Linked DNA regions of Homo sapiens: all the other regions are linked to region 3. A link is a loop called in an ENCODE intact Hi-C map of the cell type or tissue named here. Cell type or tissue: dorsolateral prefrontal cortex. All regions are shown on one strand. Links, peaks and the distances in the headings refer to the core of each region. The heading gives the core; the rest is flanking DNA.

Evidence for each region. Hi-C counts contacts between places; a loop is a spot of excess contacts. Peaks named below come from ENCODE experiments on the same cell type or tissue, not always from the same donor. Only the 100,000 strongest peaks of a DNase experiment are listed, where the experiment ranks them.
Region 1: a loop joins it to region 3, with 5 times the contacts of the local background. A loop is called at or near these places in 2 of 110 quality-filtered maps.
Region 2: it touches region 3 in a loop (7-fold over the local background); 2 of 110 quality-filtered maps call a loop at or near these places.

What each region holds. Positions count from the first base shown.
Region 1 is chr5:125,814,223-125,821,780 of GRCh38, forward strand. All of the region lies in intron 3 of LOC124901056 (a long non-coding RNA gene), which reads right to left. Among named protein-coding and RNA genes, the nearest start is that of LINC02240, 320 kb to the left of the region's middle. In dorsolateral prefrontal cortex, for the core only: no CTCF peak of the experiment used is centred there; no DNase peak of the experiment used is centred there.
Region 2 is chr5:125,346,450-125,354,007 of GRCh38, forward strand. All of the region lies in intron 5 of LOC101927421 (a long non-coding RNA gene), which reads left to right. It also overlaps the pseudogene RN7SKP117. Among named protein-coding and RNA genes, the nearest start is that of LINC02240, 140 kb to the right of the region's middle. RefSeq lists enhancers at 1,836-2,401, 2,816-3,331. In dorsolateral prefrontal cortex, for the core only: a CTCF peak has its summit at 3,111; a DNase peak (open chromatin) is centred at 2,102; H3K4me3 peaks cover 1,959 bases; H3K27ac peaks cover 2,486 bases.
Region 3 is chr5:125,408,812-125,416,369 of GRCh38, forward strand. No RefSeq gene overlaps it. Among named protein-coding and RNA genes, the nearest start is that of LINC02240, 81 kb to the right of the region's middle. RefSeq lists an enhancer at 2,855-3,354. In dorsolateral prefrontal cortex, for the core only: CTCF peaks have their summits at 2,668, 2,986 and 4,133 (motif pointing right); DNase peaks (open chromatin) are centred at 2,877, 3,425 and 4,090; H3K4me3 peaks cover 2,804 bases; H3K27ac peaks cover 4,000 bases.

The sequences.
Region 1 (7,558 bases), core at 1,417-5,416, 400 kb after region 3:
AAAGGTGACAGAGATAGATGGCATTAACTCTGTTTTTTTGCTTGACAGCTCTTGCCCACAACATATGTTCAGTGCTATCAGGGTTATTACAGAGAACACAAACTAATCAGGTGGACAGATTCACAAACAGTGTCTAGAACACATGGTGGCCTCCCAGTGTTAACAAGAAATGTCTGAATCGCTTGTAAACATCATCAAATAATGTGAAGATTTGTCATTTTGATTGCTGGTTCTTAAGACTGTGGTTAAAATAATCTTGTTGACTATGGACCTGCTAGATTGGAAGGTGAGATGCTGTGACCTGACCTTATTTGCTGTTGTGTCACGGAAAAGAGAAAAAATTATGGGCTCTGTAATAGTTCTGATATTGATTCAACAATCCATATGTTTTACCTTTAAAAATAATTTGGGATTAATGTTTGCTCTTGAGGCTGAATTTATTAAAAGGGATTAATATACAAAACCTTTTTGTTCAAAAGTTTATTAAGAGTTACCCACTTATTAATTTCTTTCTCCATTAAGGAATTCTAATTCTAGGGTAATTTGATGATCTAATGTTACAAAGATTAAAATGTACTTGAAAACTACCACTAGCTTCCCATGCAGTAGCACCTCTATGTGCATATGGGTACATGAGTTCTCATGTTTTTATCTTTAATCTACTATGTATTGTGTGTGTGTGTATATATATATATGTATATATTTGTGTATATTTACATATACATATGTCACTGCAAAATTTCTCCTTGACACCTAACAAAGATATCACTTTTTACTTGCAAAGAAAATCAGAATGGAAAAATAATACCTAAATGGTGAGCCAGATGAAGTAATTATTTTGGGATTATAAGGAGAATGTTGCTGGGAAAAGAGCTTGAAATTGTGAAATTTCTAAATAAAGAGGCCTTTCAACAAACTGGAGCAGTCTGCAAGGGCACTATCTAAACATAAAGCCTACTGATCTCAGCATTTATTCCATTGACTTCTGGCAGGTTTTAAAGGGAGGGGGGAGATTTTGCTATAAAGTTTATATTTTTAGGTGTATAGCTTTTTTTCTAATTCTTTTTATCTCCACTGAGTCTTCTTCCCTCAATCTATTTATCATACTCACGGTCAGAGGTAATCTTTACTATAGCATGAAAATATCCTAAAAATTAGAATTATATGAATTTGAAGTAAAAATATATACCATCTTATTAGTGAATTAGCTTGTCCAAAGCTTAAATACTTGGTAGTTCTTTCCAGATAAAATAGAATATTGTACAAGAGTGTAGGCTTTAGAGACACAGAGGTTGTTTTGGAATGTTGATTATGACACTTCATAGAGTTGTGAATTTGGGTTACTCATTTAACTTTTTTGAGCTTCAATTTTCTCATCAAAAAGTATAGATGGTAATATCTATTAAATGGAGTTGTTAAGAAGATTACAACAAAAACCTATTTTGGCAAAGCATTTACTAGAATGGCTGACCCATAGGAAGTCTTAGTCAGCTGCATCTGTTATAATTATGTGACAATATCCTTTGTTACTTCCATTTTGAATTTTCAGGCTAGCCTCTAGGTTCTAATCTTGGGGAAAACTGTTCCTATTAGTTATCTTAATTTCTATCAATTAGATTAAGTTTCTCTCCTATTTATCAACTCATTATAAGAAACAATGACTTCTTCTACCTAGAACAGTGCCTCTCTTTTGCTACAGTTTGAAACTGCATATTATCAATCAGCTGAAAAGGGAGCTACTTCAACCTCCTACCATCCTCCAGGCTTCCCCCACCCTGTGCTGCTATTCCTAATTTCTCTCTTTTGTTCATTAAGTGTTCAAATCCTGCTGTTGACTCTACCTCTTCAATAAATATATTCTTCCTATAGTCATCAGTGATCTCTGATTTGCAAAGCCCAATGAATTACTTTTCAGTCATTTTCAACATTCAAAAAGTTGACCATCCACACCTGGAAGTTCTCCTACTATGAGTTTCTAATAGCATTACTCTCTCTGGTTCTCCTCCTATCTCTCCAGATACTTGTTATTAAAGTCCATGAGATCATTTTTCCTTTTCCTGATTCTGCATTGTAATTATTTTATCTTTAGTTTTCTTCTCTTTTATTCAATCAAGAAAAGCATATTGGTTGGTCTGACACACAATACGATAATTTTCAATCTATATCTCCAGCTCAGCATCGTACTCAAGGTGTCAGCCCATACAACCGCTACCTAGTAAACACTACTTAGAAAACATTTCAAACATAACTTGTCCAGAACAATATAACATGACCCCTCTACAACTCACTAACTTTACTTTCTACTCTGGTAACTTATACCACCATATTCTGTCTTAGCCACCCTGGGCTGCTATACCAGAATGCCAATCTAGGTGGCTAATCAACAACAAACATTTATTTCTCACTCTTCTGGAGGTTGGAAGTGTGAACTCAGAGTGCCGGCATGATTAAGTTCTAGTGAGTACCCTCTTCCAGTGGCTTTGCCCTCATAGGTGGAAATGGGGGGTGTAGGTGTTTCGGGTTTGTTTTACTAATGGCACTAATCCCATTCATGAGGGCTCCATAATCATGACCTAATTACCTCCCAGAAGCCCTGCTTCCTAATACCTTACATTGCAGGTTAGGATTTTAACATATAAATTTTGGAGAAACACAAACATTCAGTTCATAACATATTTCCAGTTTTCCAAGATGTCTAAAGGTCATTTTATATTTCCCACTTTCCGATATTCCACTTAAACATTATGTCAATTCTACCTTCATAATATCTTACAATTTATTTTCCTTCTGTACTATCGCTGCCTTTGCCTTACATTAGACCCTCTTCTTTTTTACCTGGATTTCTTATGAATTTTCCCTTCTCCTAGTCTTCTTTCCCTCTATCCCAAATCCATTAGCCATACTGCCACAAAAAATCATTTTAATGAAGTATAAATTGATTGCATCATTCTCTTAAATCATTCCAAGTTTTCGTATTACCTTCAGGATAAGTACCACCATAGAATACATCTTTCCTGTTATTTTTCTCCCCCCCCCACGTTCCTATACAAATGCTCCTTGACCTAAGATGTTGATATGGTTTGGATGTGTGTCCCCTCCAAATCTCATGTTGAAATGTGATTCCCAATGTTGGAGGTGGGGCCTAGTGAGAGGTATTGGATAATAGGGGCAGATCCCTCATGAATGGATTGGTGCTGTCCTTATGGTAATGAATTCTCACTCTATAAGTTCACATGAGATCTGGTTGTTTAAAAGAGCCCAACACTTCCTCTCTTCTCTCTATTGCTCCCTCTCTCATCATGTGACACACAGGTTTCTCTCACCTTCGGCCATGATTGTAAGCTTCCTGAGGCCCACACCAGAAACAGATGCCAGCACTATGCTTCTTGTATAGCCTGCATAACAGTGAGCCAAGATAAACCTCTTTTCTTTATACATCATCCAGCCTCAAATTATTTTGTTATAGCAAAGCAAATGGACTAACACAGGTGGGGTTATGTCCTGATAAACCCTTGTTAAGTTGAAAATATTATAATTCAAAAATGCATTTAACGTACCTAACCTTTGGAACTTTGTAGCTTAGCCCAGCCTACCTTAAAACTGCTCAGAACATTTAGAATAGTTCACAGTTGGGCAAAATCATCTCACACAATGCTTATTTTATAAAAGGATTGTATATCTCCTGGTTGTTACCTTCAAGATCATGTCCCTGTCTGGGACCTGTGGCTCGCTGTCACTCCCCAGCATCCAGAAAGACTACAGTACTGCATATCACTAGCCCAGGAAAAGATCAAAATTCAAAATATGGTTTCTACTGAATGTGCATTGCTTTTGCACAATTGTAAAAATTAAAAGATCATGTCTAACCTTTGTAAGATGGGGACTGTCTGTGTATATTTTGTGCTATCAGCATGATGCAATATTTGTGTACCCCTGAAGATTCTGTACACATTCACATCTTGGCTCTGCCCATACTTTTCCAATTTGCCTAAAATATCGTTCACATTCTTCTTCAATCACATTGTTCTGGTTCTTCAACATTTATCTCAGCTTTCACCTACTGACTTCATCTCCTGCCTGAGATAGGTGTCCTTTTCCTGTGCTTCTCTTTGTCTGTATGCATTGCTATCATAACTCTTACCATTCTGTACTTCAACTGTTCATTGATTTGTCTTACTGGACAATGAGATTCTCTAAGACGAGAACATGAGGCACACTTTATCTGCTACACAAATCCCCTCACCTGATACACATCTGGCACTCTATAAATATTCATTAAAGCAATAGCTAAATAGCCAGTGCCGTTCACGTTTTGTGATCTCTACCATCATCTTCCCTCGGTTCCTTCCCTGAATCATCTTCTTGATGTGTGTATGCTAGGTTCTTTTCTCTCCATCTTTGCTTTTCCTATTTCCCCATTTCACACTTTACTTTTCAGGTTTTCTAAACAGGTTATTACCTCAACATAGCCATTATAGAACTCTCTCACTCTTCTTTCTCTGAGTTCTGATTTTCACTTATATTTTTCAGTGAACCCAAAGTTCACTAATTATAGGTTCTTAGCTCTTCAAAGCATTAGTACCTCAGTAGCAAAACAAGTTCTACCTGGAGATTTCATTCATCTCAAAGTTCATCACATCTCCCTCAAGAAGTTACTAATTTAAATACACTATCACATGTTAAATTGGTTTGATGTATTGGGAAATGATAGCACTGGTTTATTTTAAAACATGCAATATAACTGAGGCCTAACATTCATATTTTATAACATCAATTTCTTTCCCTTCCAGAGGTTATATCTGAATCAACAGTAATGCTTTAGAAAGAAGAGTGCTGTAATGGTAGCCAGACCATTTAAAAATATTCCCTATACTCACAAGCAAGAGCAATCTAAGTGAAAATATACCACAAAATTAACAGTTATGAATTTAATGTAAACATTTAAAAGAATGGGATATCATAGAAATCTCTTTCTAATTATCAATAGGACTATTTTTGTGTTTTTATGTTCAAAAAAAAGGACATTGCTTTAAGGCATTGATAAAAGAATAACATTTTTAAACCAAGTGATTTCAAAGCCTTGTCTAAATTACAATCTCAAAATGTCACCCATCTTTCTTATTTCTTTGGAGTCAAACTTAATTACAGGGCCTTTAAATTGATCAGACCTGATATACCAGGAGGATTTCCCAATATATTTTAGCCAAGTAGAGATACACCAATGATGTGTTGAGCTGAATAATTTTAACCATCCTATCTTTTTCTGCATAAAATTGAGTTTCAGATCATGCCTTCAACTGAGATTATAATTAATAACAACTTTTCCCTTGAAATGCTGAAATAGCATGCATTTTGCTTAGATGAATATGTTCTAGAAGCCAAGTGCCAATACAAAAAAGAGTACACAATTTGTTCTTTATGTGAGGCCACATTAATAACTGAGATTTACAGCTAATCAGTGCAAATTGTTATTATTTCCAAAATTATAAGCCTAGCTGCCTATACAATTCTACATATTTACAGTGACTTTAAAAGGATGTGTCTGATTTTAAAGCTCTGGCCTTTAAACAAAAAGGTCTTTTTCATTATGCCAAACAGAGAGGTGATGCTGTTGAATAAATTTATGCTGTTCTTTTACGTGTGCGTGTGTGTGTGTGTGTGTGTATGTGTGTGTGTAGATACATACACTTATATATAACATGGAGGACTGCAATAAAAATGACTATACAATTGGGAGAAAGGTAAAATGTTACACAAATACTGTGTATATTCCTTGTCTATCCAAGGTTTCCTTCAAAATTTAGACATTGTTTGTATCTTGTATATACCCTAAATTGCCCAATTTCACTAAATCATTTGGACTTTTTATAATTAACAGGAATATGCTACATGAGAAGCGTAACTTAAATTTTCTAATATTGTCCAAGCTGTAAACTGCTTTTAGAGGTATAATCTCTATCATTTAGCCCCATTATGTACTTTATGAAGGTATTACCTGTATTTTATACTCTTAAAAAACAGTGAATTAAAGCATTTTTTGCCACTCGTATAGTGAAATAAGATTCTGTAACATAAGCCTAATCAAACTTAACTTAGTCCTTTTGTGATTTCCATAAAATTAAAAGATGATAATTTGACACATTAAAAAGCTGAGTGGTTTATATAGCCATAAGAAATTTGATACACATTGTAGCTTCAACATCTATTCTCCTGGAGGAGCTTGCTATAGCAGCATGACACACAAATACTTATTTTTAAAATATATCTTAATCCCTAAACTAAAAAGTGGGTAAAGAATATATATATATATATATATATATATATATATATATATGCAATTAATAGAGAAATATAACTGGCCAATTAGCATTAGAAAAATGTCCAACTTCAAAAAATAAACAAAGAAATAAAAATTTAAATAAAAGATAAAAGTGTCGGTGAGGTTTTGCTGTGTTGGACTGATAGAACTTAAATCGATAAGAAACTCAATACACGGTAATTTGACAATAATTTAAAGAAACTGATAAAAACATATACTCCTTTTAATACAGATATTCAACTTACCAGAATTTATCCTAAGAAAACAATTATAGATGTATGTAAAGACTTAGGTTCAAATATATCTTTAGCGTTGTTGTTAATGATGGCAAAAAAAGAAATAGAAACGATCTGAGTCCAAAGATAGAAAAATAGCCAATTTACTGTTTAATAGTACAGCATTACAGACATTAAAAATAATATTGTAAGAGAATAAATTATGCCATTGAAAAATAGATATATTTAGTTAAGGGGGAAAATAAGAGCAAGAAGAAGATTGCAATTATATGTATAATATAATCCCAGTTTAGAGGCAATATAAGTTTTGTAGCTAAGACCCACTCTAGTTTGAAGCCAGATGAATGAATTCCAGTTTGGGCTGCACCGTTGACTAGCTGTGTAACCTTTAGGATGCTATTTTAACCTTTCTGAAATTCAGTTTCCTTATCTATAAAATGGCATTAAGAAACTTTCAAATTTGCAGGGCCTTTGTAAGATTTCAAAGGAATAATTCATATATGGCTGTTAGTACAATGCATGAATAAAGTGGGTATTCAGTATATGTTAATTTTATAATTCTTATTATATAATATGTATATTTTGTGTCATATTTTATGTTTATATTACATCTGTATAATATGCATATTTTATATTAAATGTATGTTTATGACCAAACATTCACTGAAACTGTTAAAATGACAGTTTCTTAGAGGTAGGATTCTGAATGGTTATTTCATATACACCTGGATTTTTCTTCAGTGAATACATATAACTTCTGTAACAGGGAAAAAATAAAATTATATAGGAAAGATTAAGCTAGAAGCTCCAGCAGCAATATCCAAACACTGAAAGTTCAGGGTCTTATTTCTTGTTTCTGCAGTCTCCACGGGTTAGGTGGCTCTCCAGAGAGGTGCCTGCCAAACAGTGATGTGAGTCTGTCTGCATCATAAAGCAGCAGTACCTAGAACATGAGATTTCTAGACCTCTATAGCAGCAGCAGTGAGCTAGAGGGCTCTCTGGG
Region 2 (7,558 bases), core at 1,417-5,416, 63 kb before region 3:
CACACCAGAACAAGATCCTTTTCACTGGAAGGATCGCTTGTCGGGGAGGCGAAGGGGGAAAGACATGGTAATGCCTGTTTGTTTGACTTCTCTCAGCCCCTTCTTTGGAGCAGTTTTGAATTTTTTGGCTCGGCTGCCCCATCACAGGCAGATGTTTGAAGCTCTTGTGCTCCATGAAGGTGAAAGAAGCAGACAACTGCCTCTTTTGTTTCTCTTTGTTAAGTGTTTTTTTTCTGACAGTCTCACTCTGTTGCCCAGGCTAGAGTGCAGTGGTAAGATCTTGGCTCACTGCAAACTCTGCCTCCCAGGTTCAAGGGATTCTCTTGCCTCCGCCTCCCGAATAGCTGGGATTACAGGTGCGTGCCACTATGTCCAGCTAATTTTTGTATTTTTAGTAGAGATGGGATTTTGCCACGTTAGCCAGGCTGGTCTCGAACTCCTGACCTTAGGTGATCCTCCCACCTCGGCCTCCCAAAGGGCTGGGATTACAGGTGTGAGCCACTGCGCCTGGCCTCTTACTTCTCTTTTTCACCAAGCTGATGGACAAGAGGCTGTGAACTTTGATATACCAAAGAATCATGGGGTATGTGAGGGTTGAAACTGCAGCAAACAGATGCCTTCTTTATAGCTGGAGAGGCTGTGAGAAGAGACTGTCCTGTGGGCAAGAACTCTGGATGTATGAGACAGTGTGCCAAAACAGTTAACAGAAATTATGAAGCAATTTCGATTTATGTTGCAGCAAAAAGAAGAAGGAACAGAGGAAATTGAACTTCCAGTGAGGTCTGATAATTAAACTCAGGCATACTGACAGGGTAGGTGAACACAACAGATAAATAACTACTTTCCGGTAATTATAAGGCAGGATGGTAACATATTAGACAAGCTGGCTTGCTCGGTATTTTCAAGGCTGACATTTCGATTCTAGGGGATATTTGGATCTGTGCTAACAGATTTCTTTCTTTTTCCACACTTGCTTTTCCTTTTCCACTCCCTATTGCTTGCTGAAAATAAAATGTGATTTTAAAGTGCCACTGTTCAGCATGTTTCATGCGTCTGCTTCGCCTCACATAGCCGACCTCAAAACCCACTGCTGCTGGACGCAGTTGCTGAAGTGGTGTCTGCTTTTCTAAAAACTGTAATTATTTAAAAGATTTTAATCAGATGTCCCCTATTAGAAGAAAATGGTGCAAATCACATAGTCCATTTACAATCCTTCCTTGGCCATAGACTGCTAAAGCTTTTAACAAATCATTTCATAGCACAAACACTTCTTTTCACAAGAAGGAAATGGAGGCAATGGGTTCTTGTCTAAGACGCACTGTTTTCAACAGAAATAAAGCAGACACTTAAGTCAAGGGAACAAAACCACTCTCTTTTGTGAATGGGGATCACTCTCAGACACCCAATTTTCCTTCTGTCTTTAAGAATAATGTTACAATACTTTTAAAAGGGGAATTTACATAATAGAATACAGATGTTGCCCTTTTCTATGTGATGTGTAGACTGTAGATTGTGTGCTATATAGACTTGATTTTCAGGCAGAAATTTTAAAATGAGTGTTTTTTTCATGGTCTGTCCTATAATCAAACCATCTCATGAAGAATGAAGATCTGTCCCTGTGGGTCTCTAGCCTCAAGGATCTGCTGTGTCGTGACTCAAATTCCAGATGGTGTAGATTTACTTTGTTGACCCAAACCCCATGTTTTCTTTCTTTTTTTTCTTTTAATTTAAAAAAACAGTATCATAATTTATTGATTGCTCTTGGGGAATGAACTTCCAATGCCCATCTTGTGGCCTGGCAGGGAGAAATTTCCCAGTTCTGTTTGAGCGAGCTGTCCACTCCACTTGGCACTTGAACAGGCTAAAACGGAATGTCTTTTGTTGTAAACACCTAATTTGTTCATTTTGAACTGTCTGAGTAACTAGATCAAAGACCAGTGTCAAATGCCCAAAGCAGTGTTTGTCAGCAGTGGACTTTTTATTCTTCTTGTTCTATAGCAACTGAAAGAGAAAAAGACTCGTACTGTATTTCCACAAAAGCGTAGGGAAGCTCGCGTTGGCAGCCTCTTGCGACAGAATGAATACATGCTACTGAGTACAGACCATTTGTCTCCTGATTACAACAGACCCCAGGGGAACTGGTGTTGGCTTTGAATTCCACCTCTCTTTTACTGAGCGCCTCCTCGCCGTGATGGTTCCACCCCCAATCCTCACAGCACAGAGCGTCAGGGACTCAGATCTCCTCTCTGCTGTGGGTTTTAGTCAGCTTTCTAAATTCAAACAGGGCCCTCTTGTTTGAAATGTGTTGACTTGTCTTGAACAGTAACATATATTTTTAAACTATTCTCATTTGGAATTCAGCAGTGGCCATAATGAATGCCTTTAGTGCTCCTGTGTGTTTCATATGCATGATAACAAGGGCTTCGGTGTAGAGGAAGGAAACAGAGAATGACGACCTAAAAAGTCACCCAGTTCCTAATATTAAAAATGGTACAAAAATGGTAGAGCATATGATGGTCTTACTAGTTATGTGTGAACCCACCTGATCATTTTTCCCATTGATTTATAAGGGCTCACGTTGTTTTTCTCCGTGCAGAATTGTTGTTTGGAAATGGACAAGAATGTGTCTTTATTATGCTAAGAGTACAGCTTTATTATTAGGCAGTCTTGAGGGCTGCTGGGATGCATTCTCCTTAATTACACCTATTTTCACTGATATTCCCTAAGAACTGCTCTGCTCATATTTCCATTGGAAGGCCAAGTTCAGCCTGAAAGGTTCACTTCCTACTTAACAGCAGTTGCAGTCATTAACATTTTTTTTTCTTGTTTAGTTTTGCTTTACTGTTCATTTCCTTTAAAGGAAAGTAGATCATAAAACATTCGTGAAAGTTTCCTTTATTTCAGATTAGCTGAATTTATTTTACACATTTGTCTCTGTTTTTTCTTATATTCTTATTCACTTTATTGTCTACCTTTGCAGTTATTTTTTTCTTATATTAAGAAAGAGAAAAGAAGCGAGCTGTCATTTGGCAGTCTCTTTTCCATTATGTTTGCACTGCTGGGAAACGCTGGAACAAAGGCATTCAAAGTGTTACTGAATGGGGCTCAGCATTCAGCCCTGCTGGTGAGGCTGCAATCAGTCCGACTAGGATGAAAATGCGTGCTTTTCAACACTGGTTGGAGATGTTTGTATTTATCTTTGGAATGCATGCCTGGTCCATGCAGTCATGTGATGTGTTTTTGCCATGTCCTTATGTGTCCCAGCTTTTTCTGTGGTAGGATGGAAGAAATGGAATGTGACCCATTAACCCTTAGTCGGTATGAAGTAGTCCAACAGATACTTCTCAAACACAAAGAGTCCCTGCTCACGTCAAAGTCAATTTCTAAAACACGTTTTTATCCGGGATTTAGTTCCTGTCCTGTTCTAGCCAGATGTGCATGTGGACAAGCTATGCCACTTCTGCTGACACGTTGGTAGTGAACAGTTCTGGGGTCATAAATAGCAATAATGGGATGAACCAAACAGGCAGTAGGTGTCCTCAGGCCTGGAAAAGGCATAGGAGGGTTAAAGTGGTTACTTAAGTCACACTGTTTATGTCTCCCATGTGCTAATGAAGATATAGAACATTTCTACCACCCCAAAAATTTTATTGTGCCATCTCACTGTCAGTTTCATCCCCAGCCTACAAGTATCCCTGTAGATTAATTTTTCTGTGAACACATTTTCTTTTGAATTGCCAAACCATGTCATATAATGTGTATGGCACATCAGAAAAACGGATAGTACTGCTTTTGGACTTGAGGTCTTAGGTTTAATTTCTATTAACACTTGAATTCATCTGACAATATCAAACGCAATCTCTGTGTGTTAAAGATTTGTTGCAAACTGTTCTTTAATTTTCCCCCCTAAACTATTTAGTACTAATGACAATTCCTGAAAAATAAAGAGACTCAGTGGATGTTATAGGTATCTGGTTTATAAACTACTAAGCAAAGGTCTTTCAAGTTAAAGTTTGAAATGGGCACAAAGGCTCCAAGAGTCCTTAGAATGAAAGTGTCATGGCACATTTGCAACTCTTTTAAAAACCTCTTTGAGGCTGAGTGCGTTTACGCCTGTAATCCCAGCAATTTGGGAGGCCGAGACGGGCAGATCATTTGAGGTCAGGAGTTCGAGACCGGCCTGGCCAACGTGGTGAAACCCTGTCTCTACTATACATACAGAAAAATTAGCTGGGTGTGGTGGTGTATGCCCGTAATCCCAGCTACTCAGGAGGCTGAGGCAGAAGAATTGTTTGAAGCTGGGAGACGGAGGATGCAAGGATGCAGTGAGCCGAGATCACGCCACTGCACTCCAGCCTGGGCAACAGAGTGAGACTCCATCTCAAAAGGAAAAGAAAAAACAATAACAAAACAACAAGAGCAAAATAAAAAAAAAAATTCCACCTCTTTGAGAGCTCGTTTGAAGTTTCTAGCAGGGGAGGGTAGCTACCCGTATACCCTTGATGGAAGGCCGGCCCTCCTCTATGAGGGATGGTTATCCTCTTTGAGCATGCAGCTTCGGGAGGGACGCACGAGGAGCGGTAAGGAAGGGAGGGGACACCTGCCCAGCCAACCGGATCAGCCAAATCAACCTTGGCGATCAATGGGGTGACATGTGTCGCAGCCAGATCACCCTCACATCCATTAACTCTTAAAACACTTCTTTGGATTCGCTAAAACTCTCCTTCTCTCTGTAGAACACAGTGACTAATGTCCATCATTCTCTCTCTGCAATCATCTAGCTAGCGGGCTGTTCTCAGGGGGGTTGTGCATTTGCCTCACCTGTTGAATTGGTGCCTACCAAGCATTTATTATGTTTATACTACACAAGTTTTACTTCCTGTTGTTATTATTTAATTTAATAAATATTACACCAAGTGGCAAAATACGAATGTCAGGAAAACAGTTTTGGGTTTCTCTGGAGAGAAATTTAATGCCAAGGAAAGACAAAGTTTTTTTTTGTTTTTTTTTTTGTTTGTTTGTTTTTTAAAGAAACCCCAAAACTTGCTATCAAATTAAGTGGATAAGACAACTATTAAAAAAAAAAAAGAGGAAAGAATGGCTCTTTAAATTCTAAGACATCTAAAGAAACAATCGGAATTCAAAGCTGATGCATCATGGAAGTCTTTCTTTTCTTTCTTTCTTTCTTTCTTTCTTTCTTTCTTTCTTTCTTTCTTTTTCTTTCTTCCTTTCCTTCTTTCTTTCTTTCTTTCTTTCTCTTTCTTTCTTTCTTTCTTTTTTCTTTCTTTATTTCTTTCTTTGTTTCTTTCTTTCTTTCTTTTCTCTCTCTCTCTCTCTTCCTTTCCTTCCTTTCTTTCTTTTTTTTTCGGTTCTCCCTTTGTCGCCCAGGCTGGAGTGCTGCAGTGTCGTAATCATGGGTTACTGCAACCTTTGCCTCCCAGGCTCAGATGATTCTTCCACCTCAGCCTCCCAAGTTGCTGGGACTACAGGCATGCAGCACCACACCTGGCTAATTTTTGTGTTCTTGGTAGAGATGGGGTTTCGCCATGTTGCCCAGGCTGGTCTTGAACTCCTGGCCTCAAGCAATCAGCCCACCTTGGCCTCCCAATGTGCTGGCTGGGACTACAGGCATGAGTCACTGTGCCTGGCCTGTTTATTTCTATTTAATAAACAACTATCTGGCACTTTCAATGAGCCAGTGCTGTTCTAAGGATTTTTCATCCTCCTAACTACTGTGTATGGTAGGTAATATCCCTTTTGACATATAAGGAAACTGAGGCACAGAGCAGCTATGCAACTTCCTGAAAGTCACACAGGTAGCAAGTGGCAGAGCTGAGATTCAGAACACAGGAGCTTTGTCCAAAGCCTCTTTGCTTCCCACTGTCTTATCCTGCCTCTTTTTATCCACCACAGTTTATGGAACTGTCCAACTAGCACATCTACTTGCGAGGTGGGGAAGGCTGTGGTCCTTCATCAAAAGACTAAAAATAAATGAATGTCTAAACCAAATTTACATTTTAGTTAAGCTAAAATGTTTACCTTTCTTCCTTTTTAAAAATAATTTCAACAGTTTTTGGGGAACAGGTGGTGTCTGGTTACATGAATAAGTTCTTTAGTGGTGATTTCTGAGATTTTGGTGCACCCATCACCCGAGCAGTGTACTCTATACCCAATGTGTAGTCCTTCATATCTCGCCCCCTCCCCACCCTCCCCCCAAGTCCCCAAAGTCCATTAGATTATTACACCTTTGTGTACTCATAGCTTAGCTCACACTTTTAAGTGAGAACCTATGATGTTTGGTTTTTCATTTCTGAATTACTTCACTTAGAATAATGAATGGTCTCCAACTCCATCCAGGTTGCTACAAATGCCGTTATTTCATTCCTTCTTGTGGCTGAGCAGTACTACTTTTTCATGGGATTTTTTTTTTCTTTTCTTGCTGGTTTGTCAGAGTTCCTTGTAGATTCTGGATACTAGTCCTTTGTGGATGCATAGTTAGCGAAGATTTTCTTCCATGCTGTGGGTTGTCTGTTTACTCTGCTGATTTTCTTTTGCTGTGCAGAAGCTTTTGAGGTTGATTAAGTCCCACCAATTTATCTTTGTTTATGCTGTATTTGCTTTTGGGTTCTTGTTCGTTAACTCTGCCTGAGTCAATGTCTAGAAGAGTTTTTCCAACGTTATCTTCTAGAATTTTTTTGGTTTCAGGTCTTATATTTCAGTCTTTGATCCACCTTGTGTTGATTTTTGCATCAGGTGACAGATGAGGATTCAGTCTCATCCTTCTACACGTGGCTTGCCAATAATGCCAGCACCATTTGTTGAATAGGGTGTCCTTTCTCCACTTTATGTTTTTGTTTGCTTTGTCAAAGATCCATTCGCTATAAGTATTTGGCTTTATTTCTGGTTTCTCTATTTTGTTTCATTGGTCTAGATGCCTACTTTTATACCAGTACCATGCTGTTTGGTAACTATAGCCTTGTGGTATAGTTTCATGTCGGTTAATGTGATGCCTCCAGATTGTTTTTTTTGCTTAGTCTTGCTTTGGCTATGTGGGCTCTTTTTTTGGTTTCATATGGATTTCAGGATTGTTTTTTCTAGTTCTGTGAAGAATGATGATGGTATTTTGATGGGAATTGCATTAAATTTATACATTGCTTTTGGCAGTATGGTCATTTTCACAATATTGATTCTACCCATCCATGAGCATGGGATGTGTTTCCATTTGTGTCATCTATGACTTCTTTCAGCAGTGTTTTGTAGTTTTCCTTGTAGAGATCTTTCACCTCCTTGGTAAGGTATATTCCTATGTATTTTATTTTTCTTGGAGCTGTGGTATAAGGGGTTGAGTTATTGATTTGATTCTCACCTTGGTCGTTGGTGGTGTATAGCAGTGCTACTGATTTGTATACATTGATTTTGTAAAGTGGGCATCCTTGTCTTGTTCCAGTTCTCAGCAGAAATGCTTTCAAATTTTCCCCATTCAGTATACTGCTGGCTGTGGGTTTGTCATAGATGGCTTTTATTACTTTAAGATATGTCCCTTTTATGCTCATCTTGC
Region 3 (7,558 bases), core at 1,935-5,934:
CTGCAGATCAGCACACTACTGAAACCCAATTAAACCACAAGAGGTGGGGAAACATTAAAAATGAATCATTGACTGTTTAGGGGGAAATAAAAAGACAAGGCTTTCTGAGTCAGCTGAAACTTTCATCAGCCACTGGGCGTACCCTGTGAGCAAAGGAAGTCACAGGGGCCCAATGAGATACCTCTGTCATATTTTTTTCTCCAGATTGTGCTTTCTTGAAGAGATACTGAATTTAAAATGGAGCTATTTGGCAATGACAGGAGTTTAAAGGAGAGAGTTGGGAATTAGACCTTGCACCAAATAATCTACATCCCTGCAAGTGAGTGCGCCGTATTTCAAGCTATTCTGGTTGGCTGAGCAAAGCCCTGCATTTTTGTTAACTCCCTTTAATTAATCTTGTCATAAGTCCTATAGTGAGGTGGATGAACTTTCAAACATTAAACAGTGGAATTACTCACCGGGTGGCTTTTCCCAAACACTCCAACCCCAATTAAAGAGCTGTATTTGGTTTGGGTTTCCTCAAATGGCGCTCCTGTTAACACTCATCAAACACAGGAAAAATAAAACAGCAATTTAACTGTGCCCGCAGTGTGAAAGGCTTGTGCAAATAATCAGCACATTTCTAACCGGTTAGTAATAGGCAGAGTGCAAAAAACAAATGACCAGATTTATACCACTGGGCAGGTCTGAAAGCAATGTTACAGCTGAAATATATTCATTTACAATTTAAAGCAAGGCTTTCAGTGAATAATTGTTTACATAATAGTGAACAGTGCTTGTGCTGCACAACTGGGATCCATTTACAATGTGTTAACCAAATAATGCATGTTTACAAAAGATTTAGAGTTTGTTTTTGGAGAAAAGAATCGTGGTACCCTTGCCAACAAAAGCAGAGCAGTATGTACAGTTAGTAAATCTTTTCTTAGCTGCAAAATTAGCGTCAAGTTGCTTGAGCCCGTAAACTACGTCAGCATAAGTCACTCTCATTAAATTGATGTGTGAAGGTAGTATTCTTAAACAGCAGGTTGCTCCATTCTGATTTTTTTTTTTAATCAGTCAAATAATGAGGTGGGGGTAGAGTTGCTTAACCAGGCCAAGGGAAAAAGAAAGCGGAATCATCTTAAAACGGCCATCCCGGATTTAATAGCCTACAACAAAACCCTAAGCAGGTCAACTTCATGGTTCAGCAATTCCTAAAAGCCTTGTCTACTTCTCCAAAGCTTATCGGTGACGGCTGGTGTATAAGAGCTCCCAATGAGGACTGATTTACAGCACTGAAGGGCTTTGCAGTGACAAAGGAGGGCCAGGGTCCTCGAGTGCTTTCTGTATTTTTAAGATCCCAGAAGATGATGTGGTTCTGTGATAGGAATCTCTTAAACTTTACCATTGACATAAACAGGTCACAGTGCCTGCAAAAGCTTAAGCAGGAGTCAGGAGCAGTCTCTCTCTCTCCTTTTTTTCTGGGTCAGAGTCAGATTTTATCGAGTCAAGCTATCTAATTGAACACAAACCATGTGATAGGACCCAAACAGAGTGTATTAAAAATGAAACAGAAGGAGCCAGGTTTGTCTCAGGCTAGTGCTGTTACACGCGTAAGTTTCAGACATCCCCTGAATACAAAATGATTTTTTTTCCCCCTGCATTGACAAAAGTCCGTCTTGCAGGGGGAAAAAACAGTAGAGAATAAAACAAACAAATCCACACAAACACACAAATCTAGTTTCATGCTAGATGTATCTGTTGTGAAGCAATATGTTGGCTGAATAGGGAAAGTCAGGTGAGTTAAAGTCTTGTGGCAGCCTGATTTAAACCATGGCTACACAAACCAGAGCCCTGTCCAGATCTCAGGAAAGTGAATTATATATAATAACACTTACAGTTTCCTACTACTATTAGATTTGCCTTCTTACATAAATGCTTAAGTTATGATAAAAAACAGGGCCATGTCAGTTCCTTTCAGTCTCAGCACATTTGCTATTAGCATAAGAAATGCTGCTTATGGCAGAGCTAGTCGGGCTTGAAATTTCTGAATTAATGGATTTGATTTCCTCTTGAGACAAACCATCAGCCTTGCAGTAATGGAAATAGATATAGTTGGTAAAACAAATAAAAAGCTGGCATGCAGATAAAATGGGTTTCGGTTTAAAATAGTAATGTTGTAATTGAAGTGAACAATTACAGGGTTGCTCCTAGGCACAAAAGAAATACCATGAAAATGAAGTAATGTTTTTGTTAAGTATAGTCATTTCATGAAAATGTAGAGCTGCAGATGTCATTGTCTGCCAAAGGGAAAACTATACTTATTCTTCTATACAAAGATCATTTAATAACATTTGGCTAATTTTAATAATAATTGCTAATATTAACCCTATATTTCACTGGGAGTTTGAGGACAAAGGCTCCCTCCCCCGCCCTGTTCTTTCCCTGTCTTGGTAGTGAGCCAGGGAGAGCAAGTTCCTGTAAAAAGCCATTGGCAATGTGCTATCAAATCCCCACCCCCAGCAGCAGTCTACTCTTTTTTAATGTCTTATTTCTCTTTCTTTGTCAAGCATCTGTTATCAGGAATGGAGCCTGTTAGCTGGCAATTGGAGGTGCAGGAGGAACTGGAATAAAGAGGGGAAGGAGAGTGGGAACGCCAGGCAGGACAGGAAAGTGGGCTCTGGAATGTTCACATTTGATCCCCTGCACATTCTTTCTTTTTTTTTTTTCCTTTGGTCTGTTGCAACTTGTCTGTGAACCATACGAAATTCAGAATAGAAACTTCCATTTTTAGAACTTGAAATCTTTTCATTTTCATACACACACAAACGGAGGCAGCCAAGGCCACAGGATATCACAAGAAACATAAGTGTCTCATTGACTCTGAAAAGACAGTGACACAAATACACTTTCACAAAATGCTCAGCTGGGTCCCAGCCTGCCACTTGGCCCTTTCTCCCACTCCTCCGTTTCATTGCATTGAAGGAAGAGACATGCACTGTGTTTCCTCCTCAGGTTTTAGTAATTAAAACAATATTGTAGCTCTTTGAAGTTTTATTTGGAAATATACTGCGCTTTGTTCCCTCCAATGCTGCCTGGCTCACACAGCCTATTTGGCGCATTTGGCATCTCTTTATCCAAGGGAAGCGCTTTTCCCGGGGTTGGTATTTTTTTTTTTTTCTTGGCATCACAGCATTGAAGAAGGCACAGAGGAGTGAGAAAATGAAAGTCCCCCTTAACAAAGGATTGAGCTGTGACTTCTTAAGAGAAAAGGTTAAATTGACTGGCTGCGTGTCTTGGAGTGAAACAGGAGAAGGGCTGCTTCCCTTTTTACTCACCGCCAGTCAGAATAATTCATTTCCTAAGGCAGCCTACCTGTGACAGTCACAGGTGACCTCCCAGCCTGCTAAGCTCGGATGATTTCCCCTTCCCATTGCCCGAGTGCAGCTCCTGCCAGAAGACAAATGTACTGCAAGTCGAAGACATATCTGTAGTGCGGAGGAAAAGCAGCCTGTCTACATATGTCATTTTAAAGCCTCGCACGGAGATTTTACTGCTTTCTTCACACTCTCACACTTACATAAATACACCCACACAGTACAGGCAAGTTCCCCAGACTCCCAAGCGTTTCTCTCCCATTAGGAGACATTTTAAAACAAATTAGCACCCTCCCCAAAAGCCTATTGGCCTAAATGTGTTTATTACTTTGTTTGCTGTTTTAAAAACTCTTCCTAAAGGCGTCAAACGAGGCTGGGGAGTTCCTACAGAATTAAGCACACCCTTCGTCTGTTGAGGAATATACACATTCGACAAAGACTGAAATCTCTCTTTTTTTTTTTCCTCTTGACACAGCGGCTGGTGACACATAAATGTACTTTTTTTCCTTTGACAGAGTAATAAAAATCTCATTATCTCTGAATAGGCAGCAATTTCGTTATCTAATCTTTTTACCAAAAGGTTAGTTAATTAATCAGAAACAAATCCTGATGATTATTTCAATAGAATTAGAAAGACAAATCACCAGAGTACAGCTAAATAGGGCAGGCCTGCGGTTTCACCTGCTCATTGCCATGCAGGCCCCGTGACTGTCAGGGCTCCTCCAGGCAGACAGCCTCCGGAACAGCAGCCAGCAGATGGCTGCGCCGAGCGGCCAGCCTGCCTCCGCTCCAATGCCTGTGATCCCATTACCTCACTGAATCCGTTACCAGGGTAACTGTTAAATTGCTGTGAAAGGCATGGTAATAAAGTAACCTGTCACATTGGCAATAAAAGGAGCAGAATTTTCCTGTTCACTGAACTTTGCAGCTCATCAATACTCACTTGATGGAGAAATTCACCACTACTCCTGGGTCAGCCACAGGAATCTTTCCATAAGGCTTCTGAAATGCAAACGAAAGTTTATGTAAACACAAGAAAAGATAGAATTAAAAGCTGGATTCTTAGCTGCACAGAGCAAATGCTTCTTTTTCTGTGCAAGGGCTCTGGGAGCTTGAAGAACATCAGATTGCTCCCTTTGTTTTTGTTGTTTTTTAATTTAAAGCATGCTAGATAAAAATAACCTTTGCTGGGGAAAGACAGCTGTGATTAATTCAAGACTGGGAAAACAAAGCACGAGGAAAAAAATCCTTTGTTCCTAAAATCTGTCTTTCTTTTTTTCAGATGCTATCTTACTGGCTCTTTTTATTAAAGGGTCAGGGTGCTTTAAAAAATGATTTGGATTTGAGAGTTTTTTTTTTTTTTGTTTTTTTTTTTAAGAATGGAGAGCCTTGGTTTTCATAAGCATAAGGAGTTGAAAACAGCAAGCCCCCTTCTTCCAGCCCACCCCAACAGTTAGGGCTCATCAGTTCTAACTGCAAAGAGATGAATGTGTTCTGAATGTATGGTGTGGTTCTGTCTCCCCCTCCTTCTATAAATGCCCTTCAAAGATTTCTATGTCATGGACTCTAGTGGTGACGCTACCAGGTATAAGATTTACTAGAGTTAATTGAGTGGGGTTCTTTGAAGTAAGAAAAGAGAATAGCCAAATGCTTTCTCAGTATTAAAGAATAAGCAATAAGTTGAAAACCCTATTTACCTCAATTACATTTTGCAGCCAGACCTACAAACATACATGGAAAGTGGGAGTGGGGTATATCTATGCTGCCCTCATTACTAGGCATTTGCAGACTTCACGCTTTTGGCTCCATTTGGTGCTGTCATTAATTAGTCAGTATTAACCTTAGAATACTTTAGAGCTTGCCTATTGAAATAACTTTGGGCACACTCCTTTTTCTCCCTCCCTCCCTTTCACTTGCAAGTGCTTACAGCTTGTTAATAAAAAACTGACAGTATTTCTTTGACCAGCCAGCAGCAGACATAAATCGTACTTCTAGTTGTAGCTGCAACCCATGAAAAGAAATGCCTCCAAACAGGAATTGTCCTCATTACAGGCTGCCCAGCATGGAATTACTGCAGAGCCTCACTGGCTGGCCACATCAGATAGAGCCTTCGACTGGCATCTTAGACAGGATAGAGCTTTTAGGAATGAGGTGGCAATGTGCTACACATTAAAAAGTAGATGAGCTAGTTTTCAGTTAAAATCAGGAAAATGAAGGCTATGGCTTCATGGTATCCAAATTTGTTTAAAAATGGAAAATATTTTCTATCCTGTTGAAAGCAATTCTTAAATATAAAGTCACAACACACACATATATGCATATACAAACACACAATGTGAATTGAATTGTAAAATGTGTATTCTACTACTGATATTTAAAGTGTTCCCTGTAATTATACTTCTCACCCTTCTGCATTTTCATACGGTTCCAAGGAGAGAAAGAAGTAGAATTACAGAGGTAATTACTTGTGAACAACCTCTCCTCCCCCCAGTCATATGCTGCCATCACTATGAAGGTTTTCCATGGGTGTCAGGGAAGGAGGCTGTCTTTTTCTACACCAGAGATGGTCCAGCTAAATTTGGAAGAATAAGAACTAGTTTATATAATAGCTAAAAATGAGCTAGATCTTTAGATCAGGTGCTGTAAATACCAATGGTGCCACGAGAATTACATAAATGTGTGAGGTCGGTTGGATGTGAGAAAATGGAAGATGGTGGGCTTGTCATCCACTGGATAATCTATTCCTTCTTTAAAGGGGACAGTATTATTTAACTGCCATCTACTCTTTCCATGTAGCTAAGGAGAGTCTCCTGTCATCACATCTCCCGACTTTTCAAGAGAGTCAGCCCCAGATAAAAACTTGAATCGAATTATATTAGTTTGCTGGAGCAGCAATAACAAAGTATTAAAACTGAGTAGCTTAAACCAGTGGTCTCCAACTTTTTTAGCACCAAGGACTGGTTTTGTGGAAGATAATATTTTCATGGCCAAGGTGGGGGCTGGCAGGTGGTTTTGGAATGAAAGTGCTCCACCTCAGATCATCAGGTATTAGATTCCCACAAGGAGCACACAACTTAGATCCCTCGCATGCACAGTTCACAGTGAGAATTTAATGCCCCTGCTGATCTGACAGGAGACAGAGCTCAGGTGGTAATGCTTGCTCCCCTGCCGCTCACCTCTTGCTGTGCAGCCAGTTCCTAACAGGTCATGGGGACTGGTTCAGGTCCACGGCCCGGAAGTGGGGACCCCTGCCTTAAACAACAGAAATTTATTTTCTCACAATTTTGGACCCTGGAAGTTCGACATCAAGGTGTCAGCTGGGTTGGTTTCTTCTGAGGCCTCTCCCTGGCGTGCAGACGTCTTCTCTCTGTGTTTTCACATGGGTTTCCTTCTGTGTCTTTTCCCTGATCTCCTCTTATAAAAACACCAGGCATTTTGGATTAGAGCCCACCGTAATGACCTCATTTTAACTTAATTAATTCTTTAAAGACCCTATCTCCAAATACAATAATGTTCTGAGGTACCGAAGGTTAGAACTTCCTATAAATTTTAGGAGAACACACAATTCAACCCATAACATCAGTGTAGGCCAGGCAAAACTTTGTTCCAAGGTAAATCTTGGCAATGATAATAATTACACAGTGCTTACAGTGTGAAAGGCATGGTTGTGGGCCTTTTAAAGGTATTAACTTACTGAATTCTCACAGCATCCTTATGAGGTAGGAAATATTATTATTCCTATTTTATGGTGATACATTAAGGCACAGGGAGATTAAATAATTCACTCATGCAGCATCTGGTGATGCTGGGATTGAAGTCCAAGCAGTATCTAGTTTGTAGTTTGTGTTTTAGCTGGGTCAGAGCTTTCATGGTGACAAATGACCTACTATGACCTTGAGGCTGTAGAGTAGAGGCACTTAAGAGCTAAAAGTTAGAGTTTTGTAATTGCCAGAAATGCAGATAATCCTTATCAAATCAGGTTTACATAAGGGTTCTGTGGATGCACACCTATTCTCACAGAATGGGTTTGGCCATTCTGATGAATCAACTGGATTTCTGCTGAATCAACTGGATTTGAAGTAACAAAGTACTCTTTATCGTCTAGAGAAGGTTCAGAGACTGAAAGAAAGCAAAGTTCCTTAAATTAATGCTTTGGAGCCAAAGATATCAACAAGAGTCTCTGAGTATCTGAGATAATTACT